Regions from separate parts of the Mus musculus genome. Here region 1 is linked to region 2. The links are chromatin contacts, found by Hi-C or POLR2A ChIA-PET in ENCODE. All regions are on one chromosome and are shown on one strand. The core of a region is the stretch at or near the end of the contact, and the rest is flanking DNA. Distances in the headings are between cores, read along the strand shown.

What was found. Hi-C counts contacts between places; a loop is a spot of excess contacts on that map. ChIA-PET counts read pairs that join two places held with the same protein, here RNA polymerase II (POLR2A).
Region 1: a loop to region 2 is called in a map of heart, with 4 times the contacts of the local background. The contact joins the promoter of Rps6ka3 here to the promoter of Mbtps2 in region 2. A Hi-C loop is called at or near these places in 1 of 37 maps with a recorded cell type or tissue (heart). POLR2A ChIA-PET finds 5 or more read pairs at or near these places in 1 of 5 experiments (embryonic stem cell).

The regions. Positions count from the first base shown.
Region 1 is chrX:159,254,526-159,257,604 of GRCm38, reverse strand. Rps6ka3 (ribosomal protein S6 kinase polypeptide 3) reads right to left here and starts at 1,823. Exons shown (of 22, transcript NM_148945.2): 1 at 1,417-1,823. The coding sequence starts at 1,485.
Region 2 is chrX:157,597,407-157,600,749 of GRCm38, reverse strand. It overlaps Mbtps2 (membrane-bound transcription factor peptidase, site 2), which reads left to right and starts at 2,035. Exons shown (of 11, transcript NM_172307.3): 1 at 2,035-2,254. The coding sequence starts at 2,180.

The DNA of each region.
Region 1 (3,079 bases), core at 574-3,073, 1.7 Mb before region 2:
ATTATCCAGTAGTAAATTATTAAGCATGAACTTGTAAGCTTTATTACAACTCTTCCTGCATTTAAGAACAAGTAAATATTTTTATATGGTAGTGGAGGTGACAGGGGAGAAAAATTAGAAAAAACGATCTGAACGGATTCCTCCCTCCCCCTCTCCCCCCTCCCAGAGAATGTCAGCGTCCCGCATCTCACACCAAACTGAGCCCGAGTTTTACTGACGTAACCAGTAACCCTACCCACCTCTCACACTGCGGAGGCCGATGGGGGCAGTGGCTGCCGCCAAGTACACCACTCATCAGAGCCTGCCCCATTCCACCCCCGCGTTTCAGTCATGCTTTCCAGAAATGGGGTCACTCGCTCAGTAACTATTACACACACCCAGCCTATCATTCTGTAATCCCCTAAAGTCCGCTGCGAGGATAGAATTCAGCGAAAAGTCAAGAAAGAGGAATCACAGACGCGCCACCATCAGGAACTGATTTTCCACTCTGGAGAGGAGCGCTGATACCCTGGAATGGATCTTGTCTGCATTATTTTTTTAGATCGCCAGTTGATTCTGGGACAGTGGCGGCTGTGAAAAGCTCGGTGCTGGGATGTGTCCGCGGAAATTCTGTTTTGCCTTGTTTGGGTATACTGTTTGGGTTTCTGACACTGGGGTGGGTATCTCAGGGCCGATCATCAGATCCCGGGAGAGGAAAATCAGATAGCCCTTTTACAGCGTCCGCTGATCTCCTTGAATTTCACCCGCTCACCTCCATGGACAGGAAGCAAAAGTTATACTGGGGTCTTCCAACTCAGTGACCTCAAAACCTAGGAGTAGGGGACCTAAGGCGCTCCGTTTTTCTTTTGCAGCAGCGGCAGAGAGCGCTGCGGCAGACTGACCGGGGTGTGGGGGGATCCCTCAGTCCTGGACCCCTTACTCAAAACCCTCCCGGCTTGGCTCGCCCACCTTGCCCTGTGGGCGCCCGTCTCCCTGTAGCAAACCCCTCCGGCGGCCAGACTGAAGTCTTGGCTCCTGGTGAACCGAATCCAAAGTCTCTAAGATTCCGGAGAAGACCCTAGAGCCGGCAGGGCCAAACTTCCCAACTCCCCGCCGCCGGCTCCTGCTTTGCCTCCTGCTTCCCCCACGCAAAGTTGATTAAAACAGGCTCTTTGCAAAGCCTCAGCGCCCACTCCAAACCCCACGCGCCGCCACACCGGCACCCCCCAACCCCAAAAGCAGGGAGAGGCGAGGGTGCGGGAAGGAGACACAGACAGATCGGCAAAGCCCAACGACCCAAAGCAGAATCTCGCCCCGGGAACAAGATGTGAGCCGGCGGCGGAGGTGGTCTAAGGGGGGCAGCTCCGGGGAAGAGAGCTAGCGCCGGCGGGGGCGTGGGGAAGGGGCGCGCCTGCCCTGCCGCACGGCTGCACTCACCTCCGCGCTGTCGGAAGGGCTCTCCACAGCCATCTTCTGCCACGGGTCCGCCAGCTGCGCCAGCGGCATCTTTCCCCCCCTCCCCGGCCCGCCGCCGCCTTCACCGCCTCCTCCCTCCCCACCCGCCCCACAGCCGGCTCGGCTCCTTAGCCACTCGAGCTCCAAGGCAGAGCCGAGAAGCAGCAGCCGGGCAGCCGCGGCTCCCCCGAGAGCGAGCTCGACGCCGACGCCGACGCCGACCACCCGAACGCCCAGCGCCTAGCCACAGCCGCCCGCACTCCAAGCGAGAGCCTTGCGCCGCCGCCAGGCACCAGGGCTCGCCCCTTTCTTCCTCTCCTCCTTCCGCCGCCCGGACTACGGCTCCGCCCCCCGCCTCCCCTCCCCGCCGCTTCCCGCGCCCGATCCCAGCAGAACAGCGACGGCCGCGCGCTCCCCCACTTCCGCTCACAACATGGCGTCTAAGCGATACCTGTCTCTCTAGAGCGAGGCTGGGCGGCCTCCGCCACCACCGCGCGCACCCAGGGGCGGGGCCAGTGCCGGACACGCCCCCTGGCTGGCCGCTCGGCGCCGCCCCTTTTCCACCTCCTACCCCTTCCTCCTCCTCCTCCTCCTCCTCCTCCTCCTCCTCCTCCTCCTCCTCCTCCACCTCCTCTCTCTAGCCTCAGCTTCTGGGCCTCGCCTACTTTCAGGAAGGGCGAGCCCAAAAAATTTGGGGGCGTTGGCGGGAGATGGGGTGGGGAGAGAAATGGGCTCTGCGGGGCGGACGAGGTGCCTTTGACTGCCACGAGTCCTAACAGCTCGGAGACTAGTTGAGAATAGGAGAGCAGAGGGGTTCGCGCTCAGCTGGTGAAGCTGGGCAAGGCGCTGGGGGCGCAGTCCGGTGGTAGCAGCCCCAGGCGGAGGCAGGAGGTGTCTTTTCGGCCTTTCTCCTCCAGGGGTGCGCGTGGGCGCGCCTAGGCTATGGGCACATCCCCTCCTGGCCCAAGACTCTCCTCCTTCAGGGTCACAAGCTGGGTATTCATTCACCTGACCCCTTTTCTCCTGCTTGGACGGGGACTCAAGAGGCTTCTTTCCCGGGAGCTAGCCACACATACGTACGTTCGGCTCCCAATTTGATTCAAAGCTTTTCGAGTTGACTCTCGTGTTCAATGTTTAGTACTTTGGAAATTTTTCGTCCCACCCTACCTCCGCCCTAATAACCCTTCCCAAGTGCATAGAGCCCTCGAGTTTCGGCCCAGACTGTCACACTCCTCCCTTGCTACCTAAAGCTTAAAAGAAAACAGGTTCCTTAAGGTTGCCCTTCTTGGCAGAGATTAAGGAGTTAGTAAAAATATCTTCTAGGCAGGAGCGCGGGGTTCCTGCTTCTCCGTTGACTTTAAATAAAAGATTAGATTTTTTTTTTTAAATCAAGCTGGTCGTAGGCGGAGGAGAAAGGGAGGGGAGGTTGTGACTCCTCCTCCTGCCCGAGAAGAGGAAGCCCTAGGTTAAGGGAACCCAATCCTCAGTCGGCAACGGAGCCACAGAATTCTAAGAGTTCGAGAATTAATGGCTGGGCGCTCTGAGTGGATTCCGGGAAGGCTCAGTCCTGGGTTCTCGAGCCCGCTGCTTAGATGCGCTGAGTATGTCTGGGATGTGTAAAAGTCGCTGGGCTGAGTGGAAAGCT
Region 2 (3,343 bases), core at 786-3,285:
GCCACAAGATCAAGGTGTTTACAGATTAGTAGTTCCATTTGAGTGAACCAAGTAAAAAGTCAGGCTATATAACCAAAAAAGAGAAATTGTTAGCAGGACTATACGTAAATAAGGCCTCCAAGTTCACCTATTCTTGAGAATCAAGGATAAGTTTCCAACTAGCTTCACTGTAGACAACGCCTATGGCTTGTATACTAGAACAATTTTCTACGTTGCTTTACAGAAACTTGAAGGCGACTTTAGCTACAAAACCAAAACCACTCTTTTTCAAGAGCCTATGGATAGCTAATAGATTATGTGAATCCCGGCTTCATGGTACAGGTGTACACCTGTAATCAATCCTAGCACTCAGGAATTGGAGAAAAGAGGACAAGTTTCCTCTGCTATGTAGAGCTTTAAGTCCAGTCTGGGTTACAGACTTTGTTTTTAAAAAGAGAGAATGCCGTATGGCTAGAGGGTGTAGCTCAGAGTATCAAAGTCCTGGGTCCTTAGGTGGATCTGTACTTGGGGACACAGAGATGGGACTGCGTTTAAAATGATACAGCCTTGGGTCTGTTTCACAGAGCTTCTCATTTAATTGGTCCAGGCTCCAGAAACCAGGGGGACTTTAAAGGCCCCTGGTGAAGGTACTGTGCAACCAAGGCTGAGAACTACACTTTAGTTCACTAGACAGATGGTCAGTGCTCCAATTTTTAAAAGTTTCATCTAACCTATTTTATAGGCCAGTAGATCAACGGAAAACCTGCAAGGGCTGTTTCTCTCATCATGTTGTCCCCCTGGGACTGACTCAGGTAGTCAGGTTAGGCAGCAAGTGCCTTTACGTGTTGAGCCATTTTTCCAGGTCTAGAACTCCAATATGTAGCAATAGCCCAAACCTCAAGTCTTTTTTTTTTTTTTTTTTTTTTTTTTCCGAGACAGGGTTTCTCGGTATAGATCTGGCTGTCCTGGAACTCACTTTGTAGACCAGGCTGGCCTCGAACTCAGAAATCTGCCTGCCACTGCCTCCCGAGTGCTGGAATTAAAGGCGTGCGCCACTACGCCCGGCTCCTCAAGTCTTAGATGAAAGTTTTTGTTTTTTTTTTTTAATCAACAGCCAGGTATTTTTGATGCACAACTCTTAAGTGCAGGTTAACTCTGAGAGTTCAAGGCCAGCCTACTCTGTATAGTGAATGCCAGGCTTGGATTGCATAGTGAGACCCTGTCTTAAAATAAAGACCAGTTATATAGACAAATCTTACAAAACAAAATGTCGCGCGAAATAATCCAGATTTTAACAGTGTGGTTCTATTTACGCAGAATTCAACATTAAAAATAAATAAATTAATTAATAAATCAGAACGGGGCAGGGGACAGAAATACGTAGGAAGGGAAACTAGAAAGAAATTCTCTGGATAGAAATGCTACGTATGGGGCTGGTGAGATGGCTCAGCGATTAAGAGCACCAATTACTCTTCTGAAGGTCCTGAGTTCAAATCCCAGCAACTGCATGGTGGCTCACAACCATCTGTAATGAGATCTGACTCCCTCCTCCAGAGTGTCTGAAGACAGCTGTAGTGTTCTCACATATAATAAATAAATAAATCTTTAAAAAAAATAGAAAGAAAAGAAATGCTACGTATTTCGATTAAGATATAGACAGATATTTAGTTTTCAAAACACCGAAATGAACAAATGAGGCCTCCATTACGATATTGCCGTGCATAAAGACGTTAGAACGAGACGTGATTAATTTAAATGTGGGTATGTACTTCTGACAATCCCAAACTCCGGCTATATGAAAAGCACAACAAACCGGAGATGGAAATCAGTGAGAAGGAAGGGCAGAGCGCAGAGAGGGTCAAGCCTCATGAGTCACAAGCACGCTGCCGGACGGACGACCCGAGCTTCGAGCATTCCGGAGCCCGAGCGTCCCAGGAAAAGAAGCCCGCGCGCTTTTTCCGGCATATGCACCAAAAAAAAAAAAAAAACAAAACAAAACAAAAAAAAAAAAAAAAAAAAAAAAACGGCTGAGTGTCCTCACCGGAAGGGTCCGGAGGGAAATGTTGCCACCGGAGCAAAGAACCCGGTAGCACTTTAGTTCCTGCGCGGATGCTGGAGCTGGAAGGCTCCGGGCGGGCGCACGGCTGACTGGGGCTCGCAGAAGCAGGCCGCCGGGGCCCGCCGTCCATCCGTCGCTACGATGATTCCGGTGTCGCTGCTGGTGGTGGTGGTGGGTGGTTGGACTGCCGTCTACCTGGCCGACTTGGTGTTGAAGGTGAGGGCCTCAGGCCTCAGGCCCCAGCCGGCGGAGTCCAGGGCTGGTGCGCATGGTCCTGTGTCGCCCAAGGCCTTTTCTCTTCCCCTTCGGAGTCTCCGCGCCGGGCCGGGAGCCGCTCCGAGCGCCCGCCGCGTCTGCGTGCGCTCTCCCGCGTGGCGCATCCGTCCGACCGAGTAAAGAAAGTAGGGCAGGCAGGCTGCGGGAGGGGAGGGGTGTGGCGGCCACCGCATTGCGGGCGCCGCCGGGTCCCTGCGGCTTTTGGGCTCCTTCCCGGGAGGAGTCTGGCGGGCTTGGGAGGCACGGCTCGAAGGAGGAAAAGAAACGAAAACTTCCGCTTAAGAAAATGCTTTGTGGTTCTTCTTTGTGCTAAGGTTAGGACCCGTGAGACGCTGCTAGTGTTGTGATAAACCGAAATCAGATTGTGACTTAAATCACTGGCGTCAAACTCGAAAGTACACAGGAGCATCGGTGGTTCTAGTTTAAATTTAGATTCTGATTTCGTCAGATCTGGGAGGAAAGCTAAGATTGTGTATTTCCAGCCAGTTTCTCTGGCCCACGGACGGACAGTGCTGACCCACAGGCGGTGCTTTAAAGTAGCAAGAATTTACATAGCCACATTTTCTGTTATTCAAATTCTATTTACACCCTACACTCCCTTTTTCACAGTGACCACACACACTCTGAGCACACAGTGCTTTTTTTTTTTTTGAGTGTTGTGGGTGCTGGAATCGTAAGAAGAAATTTCAAGAGTTTGTCTGAGCACGTGTTTCAGACATCCTTGGAATGGAGTGGGGGTGGGGAATACGAGCTTAGAAATTCCCAAGGGTTTGGAAATCACAATCATAAATAGTAAAACCTTCATGTTTGTGTTCTTTTAAACAAAATAACCTCGTGACACTTCGTCTTAGGAAACAATAAAATCAAATGGCACCTGTGCTTCTTTGTCATATTTAAACGTTGGTATGCCAGGCTATGAAGAGCGAGCTTAAGAGAGCTAGGCTCTGCCACTTTCTAACCTCTGTGACCTTAGGCAGATCGTTACTTGTGCCTCCATTTCTTGTCTTTAAATTGGGAAAGCAACTGAAA